Linked DNA regions of Mus musculus: region 1 is linked to region 2. The links are chromatin loops, found by intact Hi-C in ENCODE. Cell type or tissue: left cerebral cortex. All regions are shown on one strand.

The links. Hi-C counts contacts between places; a loop is a spot of excess contacts. Peaks named below come from ENCODE experiments on the same cell type or tissue, not always from the same donor. Only the 100,000 strongest peaks of a DNase experiment are listed, where the experiment ranks them.
Region 1: a loop joins it to region 2, with 6 times the contacts of the local background. A loop is called at or near these places in 2 of 42 quality-filtered maps.

The regions. Positions count from the first base shown.
Region 1 is chr16:90,663,218-90,671,217 of GRCm38, forward strand. No RefSeq gene overlaps it. Among named protein-coding and RNA genes, the nearest start is that of Gm36169, 10 kb to the right of the region's middle. In left cerebral cortex, a CTCF peak has its summit at 3,899 (motif pointing right); DNase peaks (open chromatin) are centred at 912 and 3,300; H3K27ac peaks cover 3,320 bases.
Region 2 is chr16:90,565,277-90,573,276 of GRCm38, forward strand. No RefSeq gene overlaps it. Among named protein-coding and RNA genes, the nearest start is that of Gm36001, 19 kb to the left of the region's middle. In left cerebral cortex, no CTCF peak of the experiment used is centred here; DNase peaks (open chromatin) are centred at 130, 1,557, 4,755, 5,902 and 1 more place; H3K27ac peaks cover 1,652 bases.

The sequences.
Region 1 (8,000 bases), 98 kb after region 2:
AAACAGAGTTGGGGTATTGAGGCTCCCCTGTCTCCTCCGGACCTCTCTGTTTTGAGTCAGGCTAGCCTGAGGTTCTGGAAGGGGCAGGGGGAACAGCAAAGAGCTAAAGGTATTAAGAACATTGTGTCTTTGAGAACAGGTGGAAGGGAGGAAGCAGGGACTGGAGAAGGAGAGAGAGAGAAGCCGAAGAGCAGTGCATTATATACATAAACAAAACTGTTAAGGAACAGGTGTAATTGCTAAAAGCACTGCTGTTGCAAACCGTTGAGTTGTGCTAAATACCTCAAAAGCCACCGAATGGCTCTTGCACCGAGCTATCACTGGACCAGCGTTTGGAAGGACAAAATCTTCAAAGCTGAGTGTTCTCTTCACAGTGTCTGTCCTTGCTAGTTCAAAAAAGACCTCACAGGGAAGCACTTCCTTGTTACAGTGAAATTAACCCCATGACAAAGCCCTGAGATTCTGCCGGCTAGCCCCCCAGGTGGATACCATTTTGACATGTGCTGTCCATCTACAGGTCTTGTGCGATTCTCGAGTTTGAATGTCCACATCCGTCCATGAGCTCCAGCCACTTTCAGGCAGAGAATAAGCCCGAGGACCAGAAGAAAGGTTTGGGAATGGGTCTGATTGTTTCTGGTTCACCTGAAACATCTGGGGAAAAGGTCTGCGGACCCCTAAGGCTGAAAGTGAATGAATGTTTGGAGCAACTTCAAGCTGATGAAATAATCACATCAAAATTAGAGCTATTTAGATCACGTCTGTGAGGCTGTCTGCCTGCTCTCTGATGAGAGCACAGCAAAGGGAACCTTTCTTGTAACTTGGCCCTCCTCATCCTGGGGGTGGGAAGTAGATTTCAGAGATGTATTGGAGCTTCAAGGCAAGAAGATGGAAAACAGCCCAGACTTGCACTGCTCTCCGGGAGGTGAACGCTGGACACCAGCGCTGTGTTCTCCACCAGTGCTTCCTGCATGGCTTGAGCTACACTTGTTTTCAGCCCGTTGTGCTTCCAGTTCCAGAGAAATGGCTATTTTATTTGGCTTTAAGTCTATTGCTCATGCGGCACAACATGTCTGCTGCTGCCTAGCCAAGAAAGAGAACGAGAAGAGATTAAAAGCAGTTCTGTCTAGTGAACAGGTGCTGCGCATTATCTAATAGCAAACTAAATATATATATATATATATATATATATATATATATATATATATATATAAAAGGAGTCTAATTAGCGTCCTGGCATGCCTCCGGCTGCTGGCTTCCTAGCTCTTTAACCCTTGAGATGCCTCTCCTAGAAATGGACAGAATTCACTGGAAGGGGAGTCTGTGGTTTCACATTCGGGTGTGTGCATGCAAGTGTATGTGCACGAATGCCTCTGTGCTTGTGTGGGTGGGTGGGTGGGTGGGTGGGTGTGTAGGGGAAAGTAGAGAGTCCAGGAAGGGATTGGTTTTGTCTGGCAATGCCAAACAATGATAACATTAATAAGAAGATTCTAGTCATCCACAGTCTTGTTCCTCAAAGTGTGGACCTCAGCCCTGCAGCCTGCACGTGCCCAGGTAGCTTGTCAGAGATGACTGACATCTTGGGCCCCACCCTGGAGGTGCTGTATTAGAGCCTATATGTCTAACAATGGGCTTCTACATGACTTCTAGACACACTGAAGTCTTAGAGCAGCATTCCAGGGACTGGAGGAGAACGGATTGAACTGGGATGGTAGGAGTGGACTGAGACTGAAAGAAAGGGCAGGTTTTGGGTGGGGGTTCGATACTTGCCTACAGCAGAGTCAGTACATTTTCCTTATAAAGTTCTCATGGCAACTATTTGTGCCCTGCAGGCCTTGAGGCCTCTGTTTAAGCAGTCAGCTCTCCCACTACAGCACAAAGGCAGCCACGGGCATTATGCAAACAAATGAGCAGAGCTGTGATCCAGTAAAACTTTATGTCCAAAAGCAGACATAAGGTTGCCTTGGCTCATAAGTAGTAGCATCCCTGGCCTCTGTTTTGAGAACACAAGTGTGTCTTTGTGCAGCATAGAACAATCTAGACAGCCTATGGGTTTGACTCCACTTCATCCCAAGACTTGAAGTCACTAGATCTGTCAACTAGACTGAATTCGTCTTGTTCTTCAGTGGCATGTGATCTAGCTGCGTTTCTCATATGCATTCTTTAGTCTCGAAATTGTAACAAATTCATCTCTTTGTCTACTTGAAGCATTCTTAATCAGGAAGTGTGACTTGAGGTACTCTCAGTTATCTTCTGAGAACCAGAGGATAGCACCAGCCCTCAACTGGTAAGACATACAGCTCAGCAAAGACTGTAAATGGCAGATCTAGTGTTGGTGGCTTCTCTCCTTGCTTTTTGTCTGTATCGCCATAGCAACCCCATCTATCTGTCCACCATCTTGGGACTTGCACCAACACATCTCCCTGCCAGTCTGATATGTGGGGATCTGGAATTGTGGAAGAGCAAAAGACTCAATAAAAAGACTAACAGGCAAGGGGTCCTGCAACACTACTTCTGCAAGAGGCATTCATTGCCAGAAGTCGAAGTCCAAAGATCACATTTCAAGTTTGTGCTGTAAAGCAAAGCACAGTACATTCTCTTGCCTTAGGGTGGATCTCCAGGAGCAGATCCTGAGATTTTAGTGCAGAAGTAACTCTGTCAGCCGCTGGTGAGGTTATGGGGACCTGATGCAAAGCAAGAAAGCAAGCCAGCAAAGACCATCCTGTAGCAGGGCCACAGGCAATGAGAGCCACTGTGGTATCCTGGAAGCTAGTGGGGAACTTATCTTAGAATTACCTTGCTGGAGAAGGCAGAAGCTGGGAGTTTACATGCCAGCCCCATCGATCAGGGAGCAAAGGGTGGATGCTCGCTCCCACCGGTGGAAAGAAGAAGGGAGATGATGTCTTGGGGTTTCTTTTCTAACCTGTCTCATGTGTAACATGCAGCAGAGCCCTGAGACTGGAGAATGGCCTCTGGTAACACTGTAGAAGCCAGAAGATGGGAAATCGACTTGGTGACAGAAAAATGGTGCCCATGGAGGGGTCCCCTGCCCTTTCTCCTCACCCTCTCTGAACACAGAACTGAGTAGACTCACAACAGACCCAGGGAATCTGTGTCGGCGTGGGTTGCACTCAGTTGCAAGGAATTGAAAATGTGACTAAATAGCACTTTAAATATATTTAGAGGCTTTGTTTTCTCATGGAGCCAAAAACCAGGAAACAAGAATACAGGGTCTGACTGGGAGATTCTGCAGCTTCAGAAGAGAGGCTCGCCTTCCGTCTTCCAGTTAGTCATCCAGCCTCATGCTGGCCCACTGGTAGGGTGGTCACTCCAGCACGTAGCACCATCCACTCTTAGGGGAGGAGGAGGAGGAGGAGGGCAAAGGGCAAATGACTCCTGCTGGCGTACTCTATGATAGCCTTCCATAAGTCCTTCCCCAGAACTCCAGCTTCCACATCTTTATCCAAACGTGGAGCTTGTCTATAAGGAGACTAGAAAACAGAGGTTTAATTTTAAATCTGGACACATTGCTGCCCTGAACAAAATTTGGTAAAGAAGAAATCAAGGGCAGATGCTGGGTAGGAGCTCAACCATCTTTGCCACGTGACATTTCCCACACGCACACACTGTGACACTGACACACAAGTTACTTAAGCAAAGCGCATAGCTTAGGAAACCCTTGAAAGCTACATAAGGTTTGCGCTAAGGATAAAGGGGAGACATCTAATCTGAGCAAGACAGAGGCTCCCTACAGCTAACTCATGCTAGGGTGCTGTACATGTTAGCATTTGCTGGTTGACTAAATGACCTTTTTCATAATTATTTTTCTTTTTCTTTATTTTTGTGGTTATGGGTATTTTGCCTGCACATGTACATCTGTGTGTGTGCCTAGTACCCACAGAGGCCAGAAGAGGGCATCACATACCCGGAAATGAAGTTACAAACAGATGTGAGCCTCCATGTGGGTGCTGGCAATTGAACCCTGGTCCTTTAGAAGAGCAACAAGTGCTCTTAATGGTTAAACCATCCTCTGAGCCCTTTTCCCCTTGAAAATTTGGAGGTAGAATAGGAATGAGCAGCATAAATGGAATGAGATTTATTGATTCCCTGTGTATGTATCATAAACAAGAATAACGCTTCTCTAATAAAGTCTCTTGGTTTTTAGTTAATAGTTGTCTTAGTTAGGGTTTTACTGCTGTGAACAGACACCATGACCAAAGCAAGTCTTATAAAGAACAACATTTAATTGGGGCTGGCTTACAGGTTCAGAGGCTCAGTCCATTATCAAGGTGGGAACATGGCAGCATCCAGGCAGGCATGGTGCAGGAAGAGCTACATCTTCATCTGAAGGCTGCTGGGAGAAGACTGACTTCTAGGCAGCTAGGATGAGGGTCTTATAGCCCACACCCACAGTGACACACCTACTCCAACAGGGCCACACCTTCTAATAGTGCCATTCCCCGGGCAGAGCATATACAAACCACCACACTAGTGAAATGCATCAATCACAAATTTCCCACTTTCCCAAAGACTCTATGGAAACGACAGTGAGGGAAACTTGAAAGCCTAAAAAAACAACATAATTAATGAGGAGTGTACTGGCTGGTTTTGTGTGTCAACCTGACTCAAGCTGCAGTTATCACAGAGAAAGGAGCTTCAGTTGGGGAAGTGCCTCCATGAGATCCAGCTGTGGGGCATTTTCTCAATTAGTGATCAAGGGGATCAAGGGGGAAGGGCCCCTTGTGGGTGGGACCATCTCTGGGCTGGTAGTCTTGGGTTCTATAAGAGAGCAGGCTGAGCAAGCCGGGGAAAGCAAGCCAGTAAAGAACATCCCTCCATGACCTCTGCATCAGCTCCTGCTTTCTGACCTGCTTGAGTTCCAGTCCTGACTTCCTTTGGTGATGAACAGCAGTATGGAAGTGTAAGCCAGATAAACCCTTTCCTCCCCAAGTGCTTCTTGGTCATGATGTTTGTGCAGGAATAGAAACCCTGACTAAGACAAGGAAAAAATTAGGATAGGCTGCAGGGTAGACACAGAGACCTAACTCAGTTCCCACAGAACCACGAAGATGTCTGAAGAGAGGAGGCAGAGGAAACACAGCAAGTGGGAGCAGGCTTCAGCTGAGAGGGCGTGGAAAGTGTCTGTGCCCGACTGCTTCCTGGACCTGAGGCAGGGAGTCTTGTTCTCCAGGGTACTGAAACAAAGATGTTCTTCTCAGAAAACTCAATAAGCTCAGGGTAGATTGGGGACCAGGCTGAAGGTACCGAGCGACAAGTGACATCTCTGTGTAAATAGTGGGACTGCATTCTTCCTTTCCTGTTCCCAGAACCTCAAGATTCTGAAGAGAAAATACATCCAACGGTTTGAGGTTTTGAGATCCTCAGGTGAAGGAACCAGACATCCCCTCCCGGATTCTAAAGTGAGTGACACCTTCCGATAGTGAAATTTCAGGACTCCGGAGATTAAAATATGGACATCTGTAAGGGGGTGAGAAAAAATCAGTTCACATTATTTAGAATGAATGACCCCTGACTCTTGAAACTATCCTAAGAAGGTTTAAAAACAAAAACAAAACAAAAACAGGGCTGGAGAGATGGCTCAGCAGTTAAGAATTGTCTGCTCTTCCAGAGGTCCTGAGTTCAATTCCCAGCAACCACATGGTGGCTCACAACCATCTGTAATGGATCTGAAGCCCTCTTCTGGGGTGTCTAAAGATAGCTACAGTGTGTGTGTGTGTGTGTGTATTAGATAAATCTTTTAACAAACAAACAATTTCAGGGTTAAAATCCTGCTTAAGAACATATTGAACCTAAGATACACACTCAACTAGGTTGCTAGTCTCATATAAAGATGGGATAAAGAAATTTTCTTTTTCTGTGTGTGTGCATGTGCTTGTGAGCATGTGCATGTGCAAGTGGGGTAGGGGCACATGCCACAGTCACCCATATGGAGGTCAGAGGTCAACCTTATGGAGTTGGTTCCCTTCGTCCACCTTTACGCAGATTCCAGAGGTGAACTCAAGCACCCAGGCTGTGGGTAAACACTTACCCCACTGAGCCATCCTGCTAGCTCCGGGAAAAGCCATACCCAGAAAACCTACCCTCCAGGGGTTTCTCTGTATAGCCCTGGCTGTCCTGGAACTCACTCTGTAGACCAGTCTGGCCTCGAACTCAGAAATCTGCCTGCCTCTGCCTCCCAAAGGAAAGATGAGTGGAGAACTAGGAAGACAAGGGCCTGCTCTGTGGGATAGATGGGTTCGTTCCTGCAGAAGAGAAACTCAAGAAAGAAGTAACAGGCAGAAGAGAAGCATCATGGGAGCAGTAGTTGGAGCATGAGTTTTCTGTCCCGCTGAGAGTGAGCAGGAAGGAAAAGAATCAACTACAGGACATGTTTGCAACATTGTAAAGTGGCAAGTAGAAAGATGGATAATTAGAAGACTCTATTGAAGTGATGAAAGAGATGAAATGAGCCAGGTGTGGTGGCACACGCTTTTAATCCCAGCACTCGGAAGGCAGAGGCAGGCAGATGTCTGAGTTCAAGGCCAGCCTGGTCTACAGAGTGAGTTCCAGGACAGCCAGGGCTACACAGAGAAACACTGTCTGGAAAAACCAAAAAGAAAGGGAGGAAAGAAGGAAGAAAGGGAAGACGGGAAAGAGAAAGAGAAGCACCAGCTCACTCTGGGGCAGAAGTAAAGGTTTCATGGGGAAGGAAACAGGTGGGTGTTCTTTGTATATTAAACTCACAATGCATGTGTAATTAAAAAACAACTTTAGAAGTGTTGTCGGAAAATTAATGACACAATTTCTCACACTTAGGCAACAATGGGGATCACTGCACATCTTTCCAACTCCAGTAGATCTCTGACTCCCTCGGCAGCTTCACTAACACACCCTCACAAGAGGTTCTCCTTCTTCGTCTCGTTGTTCTGGCTCACATCACAAATAAACTTCCTGCACTAAAACCAAACTCATTTTGAATCTCCTCTGCCTCTAACTTGCGGAGCCCCATTTGAATGCAGTTCTGAGAAAATTCCAGAATGCACTCGTGCGTGTTGGGGAAGGGGTCTGTCTTATGAAAATGAGATATTCTCTTGTCATCAAAAATCAGAAAATGTCTCATTCTGGCAACTAAAATCTCCAGACCTGCCTGCTAGCCTAAATTTTACTTCAGTTTGAAGAATACTACAGAAGCAAGCAGGCTGCCTCTGGGGCATTAAACCAGCCGCTGCCCTTGGAGTGTTGAACCCTCAGAGTTGCCCTCAGAGTGTTGAACAAGGGTTCTCTGGTCCCTGGAGGTGGAAGAAGAGGTCAGAAATGAGAGTGTGGAGTGACAAGAGACCCATGGTGAGGACTTTCATGAAGTGAGGCTGTTCTCAGGCAGTTCTTGGGGGTCTCACTGTGATTCTCTTCATCTGGGTAAATATTCAATGGTGATTTACCCCAGACTACTCCTCTTTGAGCTCCTGGGCAGTAACCTGTCCCTGTCCTGAGAACTAAGATACTCTCACCCTACGCTGCCCACAAGACTCGGACCCTCACCTTCAGAGTTTTCAATTTTTATTTTATTATTTATTTATTATTATAAGTACACTGTGTCTGTCTTCAGACACTCCAGAAGAGGGCTTCAGATCTCATTACGGATGGTTGTGAGCCACCATGTGGTTGCTGGGATTTGAACTCAGGACCTCTGGAAGAGCAGTCAGTGCTCTTAACCACTGAGCCATCTCTCCAGCCCCAAGCTTTCGAATTCTTTAAGAGTGATTCTGTCACTGTCACTTAGGCCCTTCAAACTTCTATCAGGTGGCACCCATGAAAGCCTAACTCCCCAGGCTTGTTGAGAGATGTTGTGAGTGGAATAATTGGTGTTTGGGTTCTCTCTAACAATCTCCCCCCATCTCCAACCCCATGCTCCTCCAGCGTCTTTTATAGGCTACAGCCGGGTAGCCAGGCGAGCGCCTGCGATGGCTTGCTTTGCCTATCAATCTGATTGCGTCACGAGACCC
Region 2 (8,000 bases):
TGTGGCATTAGGAAGTGCATCATATTTAAACCTGTTATTTGATGCTACCAAATCCATCAGCCTGTCTCATTTCCTCCTTTGTTTGCCTGTGTTGGCACCCTCCCAAATGACTCATTTACACAATAGCGCCCTGAATTGGCAGTGATTGCCTCCCTAACCAGGGAAGGAGTGGTGTGGATTTCCCATACAATATTGTATAATACAGCTGTGTTTCTGATTGGTTTCAGAATGGCTCTCACACTGGAAGGAACCCTTTCAGGAACAAACACAACATGGGGTTGTGAGTGAGGTCCACAAAACTTAGAGTCCTGTTCTGGAGACTTACTTACTGTCTTGAGTGGGTTCCTTGGAGCTTTTTGAGCCCTGGGAGACTGAGGAATGAGACTCGTCACCAGAGGAGAAGCATGAAAGGTTCTGTCAAGGATCTGCTGAAATGAGCTTTCTCCACCAGGTCAACCAAAGGTTTCCTTTTGAAAGGAAAAACCCCTAGTGGGGAAGAAAAGAAACTTTCCAGGGGTCATAGTCTTATTTGTTTATTTTGTTTGTTTGTTTGTACAATCTGAATGGATGGTCTGGAACAAACAAAATTGATGTCAATTATTGCCTTACTGTCCCCTGTGCTTCTGATTCTCAGCTCTGTCCCCAATCACTTTTCCTGGTCACCCAGACTTCTCCAGGTTCTCAAATGTTCTGAAGCTCTTGGTGTCCAAGAAGAGGAGATGAAGAGGTCACTGGATCCCCATCACCTCCTTTTCATGGTGCAACTAGATGCTATTGTCACACAATCCATACAGATTTGTATGTACAAGAGAACATGCACATTGCATGTGGTGGGGGTTTACTAAAGACGGTGTGATCTGAACTGCCCCCTCCCCAATTCATAGGATCAAATCCTGCATTGTAGGTGACAATGAGAAGTGAGGCATTGGGGTGTGGGTTTTTCAGGATTAAAAGCAGCCTCCCTAGAAATACTTATTCTGCTATGAGATGCTAGAGTGAAAGATAGCCAGCAAGGAAGTGGGTTCCCATAAGATGTTGAGTTTGCTAGAATCTTGATCTTGGACTTGCCATTCTCCAGAGCTGTGTCTGTTACTTCAACCTTCATGGAGAGAGGATGTTCTACTTGGGATGAGTTCTAGAGAGAGCATCCTAACACTCTTATGAATTGTGTGTTTTTATCCTAAGTAGAATAAAGCACCCAATGGAGATTGATTAGAGTATTAGCTACAGATATTTTCAAAGTCTATATGCAAGAATCTTCCATCTTCGCCTTAGAGATCCTCAACATGCAGAAACTCCATCCCAAACTAACATGACTTAGCTATGGGAATGAGAAAGAGGAAGACTTTGGCTGCAACTCTTCTTCTCCAGGCAAGACAAGGATGGGGACAGACCCTGTTATTTGTGGTTTAACATGTGAGAGGTCTTCATGAGTAGCATTGGCTTCTCCATTTCCCTCCTCGAGGAGAAGGACAGCTTGTCCTCTCAGATGTTATCTGGGTGTCATCTGCTTGAGCACCTGGCTGCTGTGCCTGTCCATCATCACATGCAGAGCATCAGTTATTTTGGATATGATTGGCTTCTCTACAACTAGGCCAAGCTATATATACCCAGGCAACTTTCAGGTGTCCCGACTACTCATCATAACCAATGTGACTCAAGTACCAATGTGGCTGAAAAAAATGTTAAGTGGTTTTAGTTGGACCACTCAAGTCCTAGATTTTTTTTTTTAAATAATGAAACTCAATGAAAACAAGCTCCTGGAGTTGAGTCTTCTGGGAGTGACATTCTTCTTCATTGTAGCCCAACTTCTGCCCAGATTTTGGACCCTTGTCTCCTTTCACAGTTTTGAGACCACAGATTCAACCCTCTGATCTACGAGAGAGAGAGAGAGAGAGAGAGAGAGAGAGAGAGAGAGAGAGAGATCACACTGTGTTAGAAAAGAACTCCTATGTAGGCAATGACAATCTCAGGGAAGAGTTTTGACCTTTGCCCTTGGCTTATAAGAGGTTATACCTAAGGTTCATGAAGGGTTTATGAGATAACAATGTACTTGATTCCATAGGGGCCTTGATTGTACCCAAGAGCCCATGCTAGTGATGTGATTTATGGTGGGAGCATGTTGGAGACTGAAATACTCCACCCTCCAGGGAAGCTTCTTAAACCAGTGGGTAAACAAAATAGCTTCAGGAACTCCCTGAAACTGAACAGATTGACTAGGTCCCTCCTCTCATGAGAGTAAGCTATAAAAGCTGCCGAGAATCACGCTCAGACATTCCAAGCTACCAAGAAGACTCTGAAACCAGACCAGGGGCCCAGGAGAAGCAGGGACCAGCTGAGTTGCCTGGAAGAGATTTATAACAACTGAGTCACTTGGAAAGGACTGTTGAGCTGCCTTCAGGTTGTGTAGTGTGCTCCAGATTCCCAGCTCCTGTGAACTGTTACCCATGCTGTGGTGGGATTTGATGATGCCACTGTCTTAGAATCATTTCTGCTCCTGTAAGTAACCCCTCACCCAATAAAACTCATTGATTTATCAAATTGACTTTCATGATCTCGGTACTTTTGACTGTCATGGGCTCCCTATCTGGTGTGAATAGATGTGTATGTATACATGCATGCGTATGTGAGCATGTGAGCACATATGTGTGTGTGTGTGTGTGTGTGTGTGTGTGTGTGTGTGTGTGTGCCTGTTCCATCTCCTTAGGAAAACTCTTGTCACACAACCGAGCCCTAGATAGCTCAGTATCAGCCTGACTTGTGGAGACAGGGCATTCTTTCCCTTTCACAAATGATCAATTGAGTGTGTAGGACACCTCTACATGACTGCAAAGCATTTAGATGGAAGAGAGTTTCCTGGTTAATCACACCCGGGGTCACACAATGCACTGGGGAGAGACACAGGTGTTTTCCTGTGTCACCTGAGGATCTTGCATCCCTTGGTTGATCTGTAACTTCTTGCTGTTAAAAACCCTATGACCACAGTGACTTTTCTGAGCTCCATGAATCCTTCTGGCAAACTATGGAACCTGAGGGTGGCCTTGGGGACATCCAGTTGTTTTCAATATCAGAAATGAAGATGGCCCTGAGGACATTGAACTTTGTAACCTCCCAAGCAAAATAGTACCGCCCCGAGAAACAAAAGGAGCACCTCATCCCAACGTCCGCAGACATTTGCTCTTGCTCCCGTCCGATTGATGGGTCCCTTCTTGACTGCCTAGACTTAAAACGGTTCTTTTCCATGGTTCACCTCCTAGTGCTTTTGCACAAAAAGCAAAGATTCCATTTAATGGGCCCAGAGAAATCCACTGCTTATCGAGGACTTCAGGGGAGGCCGTGATAGAAATGAAGCAGAGCAAGAGGACCTCAGATTGCTCAGGAAAGAATTTTCTAAGAACCAGAAAGGACAGTTCTTCAGACTTCCTGAGAACAAACTATGGAACACCAGAGGGAGAATTAGGTACAGTGTTCAGTCATGATCGAGTTAATGCTTGAACTAAAGAATATTTAGAACAACATCATGTTTCCTTAAACCCCAAGTTAAAGATTAGAGAAGGGAAAGGAAGAGTCAGCAGTCTGAATCGATTCATCAAAGGCTAAACATGGGTTAATAAAATCACACTGTCAGAGTATCCTGGGAGGAATACAGTTATCTGTCTTCCAGATAGTCATGCAGGTTTAAAAGGAAAGGAGAGATAAATGCAAGTCTATGGGCCACCGGTGCTAAGCAAGCAAATATTATTTTGATCCAAATTATGCTATTCCATTGCATGAACAAAGAGCAAAGTAAATTCCACCATTAACCAGGTTAAGTGTTTTCCTACCAAGATATCTAAGATTGTTTAGTAAACATCTTGAAATAGTGAAGTTTGATGCTAATGAATTCAGAATTCATAGGAAGAATAAATATGGAAAAGAGATCTGAATATTAGATGGTTTGAATGACCCCATAGCATGAGTGGATATGCTGTAGATCTATATGTTCAGAATGCGACTTGTTTACCATGCCTAAAAGTAGACACATGAGAAATTTATGGTCTAAAAATGTGCTATTGATTCTACTATTGATTTGTTCTCTCATTCATTCATTCATTCATTCAATAAACTTTGCTTTAAGAATTATTTAATTTCAGAGTCCATATTTTGCTTCAAAATTTCAAAGGTGTGTAACAGGCTCACACTGGCTAAAGAACTTTGGGATCACTGGAGGTGTCCAGATTTCACAAGGTAAATGGTGTTCCAGAATGTTTGCGACATTGGTGGAGGTCACTCTTGTTATTTCTGAGCATGGGTCTCCTTATTCCTCAGCCTCCCTTAAGGTCACACGTGGCACTGTGACTCAGCTCTTCCAATAAAATATAGACAGAAGCTATGGCTAACCTTGCTGAGTCTGGACATTGGGAGATACACATCTCTCCTGCCTCCTGACAAACTTACCACATCTTCTGGGTTAATATTTCTGTATCATATTTCTGGTTCATTTCAGCCTACTGAAAATAAGCTCTCATATACAGATGCAGGGACATCCAGCTTACACAACACAGGAAGTTCACTCTGTCCTGCAAGACTTCAAATGGAGAGCTGTTGAACATTCAGTGAGCCAGAAAGCCCCGGTACTGGGAAGGACAGTTTCCCAGTCTTCATGATGCCCATCTGTCAATCAAAAGACAATGGCCCAATTTTGGTTCTAGACAAGAACAAGGCCTTTGAGCCTAGAGAATGATGGAGCAATGATCTGACAATCTGGAAGCAACAGAGTCCTTGCCCACAGGCCTGGCACCTTTGAATGGACAGATGGGACAGAACTGCCCACAAACCTGCCACACTTCCTTTGAGCTGTTATTTCTGAGGTTAAAAAAAATGCAAAAAAAAACCAACTATAATTTTAAAGCCATTTTATAAGATCTTTTTATTCATATTTACTGTGAAAATTTTGAAGTACAGTAGAGCTAAAAGAATTACACAGTGCATATCTATATACGCACAGGCCAAGTTACACTGTTAGCTATTCATGGTACTTTCCAATATCACATATCCTGCCATCTTTGCACCTGCCTATCCACCATCAATTTTTCTTCCATTTTTGGGAGAATTCCAAGAGAATGGCAAACATCTTATCCTGAACATTTTAGCCTGTATACTATTAAATAGATTCAATAAATTTTTTTCATTGGATAAAACATTTATATGTAATGTAATACACAAATCTTAGATGTGTGTTTGTTGAGTTTGAGAAATATTGTGCCCATGTAGCAGACACCTCTGTTCAGATTGAGACTACTCCATTTCTCAAGATCTCTTAGGCTACTTATGCTATAGCAACTTAGCTGCACTCTAAGTAGTATACAGTGAAATAACTTTAAGAATAGTTCTAGGAGATAAACACTTTTTTGTTTGTTTGAAACAGGGTCTCACATTGTATCCCAAGGCTGGCCTTGAACTCAGAATCTTCCTGGTTACATATACATTGACTATTGTTTGGTTATGAGCATCACTGACACTGTGGAACCTTTAAGAACAGTGGTGTAGAGGAAGGGAATCAGGCCAAGGGACTGCCACCCTCATGAAAACATGAATACTGTCCCATGGCAGTGTGTAAGCATTGTAGGATTGAATTAGCTTCTGAGAGAAGAAGTGGTGTAAGCCAGCCTAGCTCCTCCCCTGAATCCTTCTCCACCCATTCCCCCCACCGCAACCCCCATTCCCCTGCAAGTCCTCACTGCTGCAGTGACATACACAGGGCAGCCCTGAGCACACATGAGTTCTCACTGTGTCAACTACACAACTCTAACCCAAGCTAAGTCAATGCTGGCCCTGGGTCTCAAAGCTGCACACACTGGGCATTAGGTGGCTGTCTTTTTCTCTCTTTTTTGGTTTGGTTCAAAACTGAGGCAAACATTTTTAGTACAGCTCATGTGAATAAAATTACTTTTATAGATGTGAGCTAAAGATGTAAATTCCTATACAGCAGTCCCACTCTGAGGAGGTGTCCTAGAATATAGAAAGCATACTTATATATAACAAACTCAAATGAAAAAAAAGATGGCAGTGTATTGTTATGATAGCAATAGAAAGATACCCAGAAATGTCAGTGCTATATAGAGTAGCTGTTACATAAGCACTGTTTTATATCTGTACCTAAGATGTGTGGCACACAGAGAAGGTGAAAATTTTGTCTTATTTATCTTTAAATTAGCATACAAAGGCATGGGTTTCATAATGACATATTCATACATATATGCAATTTTATTTTGTTCTTATCTCTCATGGCTGAATAAAATTCTACTCTCTACGGTATCATAATTCCTTTATCCATTTGTCTTAGTTTAGGTTTCGTTGCTGTGAAGGGACATCATGACCAAGACAACTCTTATAAAGGCAAAACATTTCATTGGGTCTGGCTTACCGCTTCAGAGGTTCAGTCCATTACCGTCAGAGGGAAGCACAACAATATGCAGGCAGACATGGTGCTAGAAGATCCAAGAGTTCTATACTTGATCTGACGGCAGCCAGAAGGACACTTTCTTCTGCACTGGGCAGAGCTTAAGCATTAGCAGACCTCAAAGCCCACCCCCACAGTGACATGCTTCCTCTAACAAGACTATGTTTCCTCTGATAAGACCACACTTCCTAATAATGTCACGTCCCATGAGCCAAGCATATTCAAACCACCACACTTTTCATCTGTTAATGCCTGTCTAGACTGATTCCATAACTTCTTTATAGTGACTGGTGTTCTAATAAACATGAATGTTCAGGTGTATCTGTGGCATGCTAATTTGGAGTCCTTTGGGTACACAGCTAGGAGTGTTATAGATGGGTCATACCATAGCTCTAATTTTGATTTTTGTCTGTCTTTGTAGAGAATGGTGCACAGAAGAGCTTATCAGGAAGAAAAAAATATTAGCCATGCCTTGAGCCTCAGTGTTTGAAGACTGAGCTATATCTACTCCCAAAAGGCAGGGATTCCTGTATCATAAACTCAGGGCTTACAAAGTCAGAGAAATGAGATGTTGTAGCATTTGGAGGAGCTCAGTCTTTAGGGTAATGATGCAACAGTCATGAGAGTCATCACACATGTGTTAAGGTTCTAAGGATTTGATAATCAGAGTAGGTTTGGCCCCATAGGCAATGGATGGCCAACAAAGAAAATGTAAATAGGGAAGTGACATCATTAGATTTACATTTTAGGATACAACTCCAAGTGACACTGTTGACATAGAAAGAGGCATATAAAGAAGATATGGAAAATGAATAGATGGAATGCTACAGGCTTGAAGCAGCAACAGTTACTACAGAGGCCACTGAGTGATGCTGGAAGAGATTTCTTATCCTGGTTATTCCCCAAACTTCCAGCTTATGCTCTCAGGAGATTTCTGTGTACTTGGTGGTAGGGATTGTTATCATCTATCACAATATCCTTCGTTTTTCCCATAGTAATAGAAAGTTCAGTATCATCAACTCAGTTCAAGACTCTAGTGTTCAGCCTCCCTTGCAGCTATGTGTGACCACTGTCAGTGTGGGGAGCGGGTGTGGCGGCAGTCCCAAAGGCGCCAGGGACTGCAGCTAAGTCATATGACTTGCACCTGACTTCCTCATATAAGACACAAACATCTTGAGTGCTGCGCAGGTGTACCAGGATACAGGTGAATCCAATTTGGTGGAGATATGCCCCTGCTGCCCTGATTAGCTGAGGCTGCGTGCCTGGTGAGGCGGCGTGGCCTGCTGTGCGTGGATGAGAGTATAAAAGGAGTGAGAGGCCCAGGGTTCGGGGGAGATATAAACAAGGGAGATATAAAAACAAGGGAGATATAAACAAGGGAGATATAAACAGGAGATATAAAAACAGGGGAGATATAAACAGGGGAGATATAAACAAGGGAGATATAAACAAGGGAGATATATAGAGAAAGAAGAAACAGGACTGAATAAACGTGTGCAGAAGGATCCTGTTGCAGCGTCGTTCTTCCTGACTAGTTGAGTGCGCGCAAGAAGTGGTG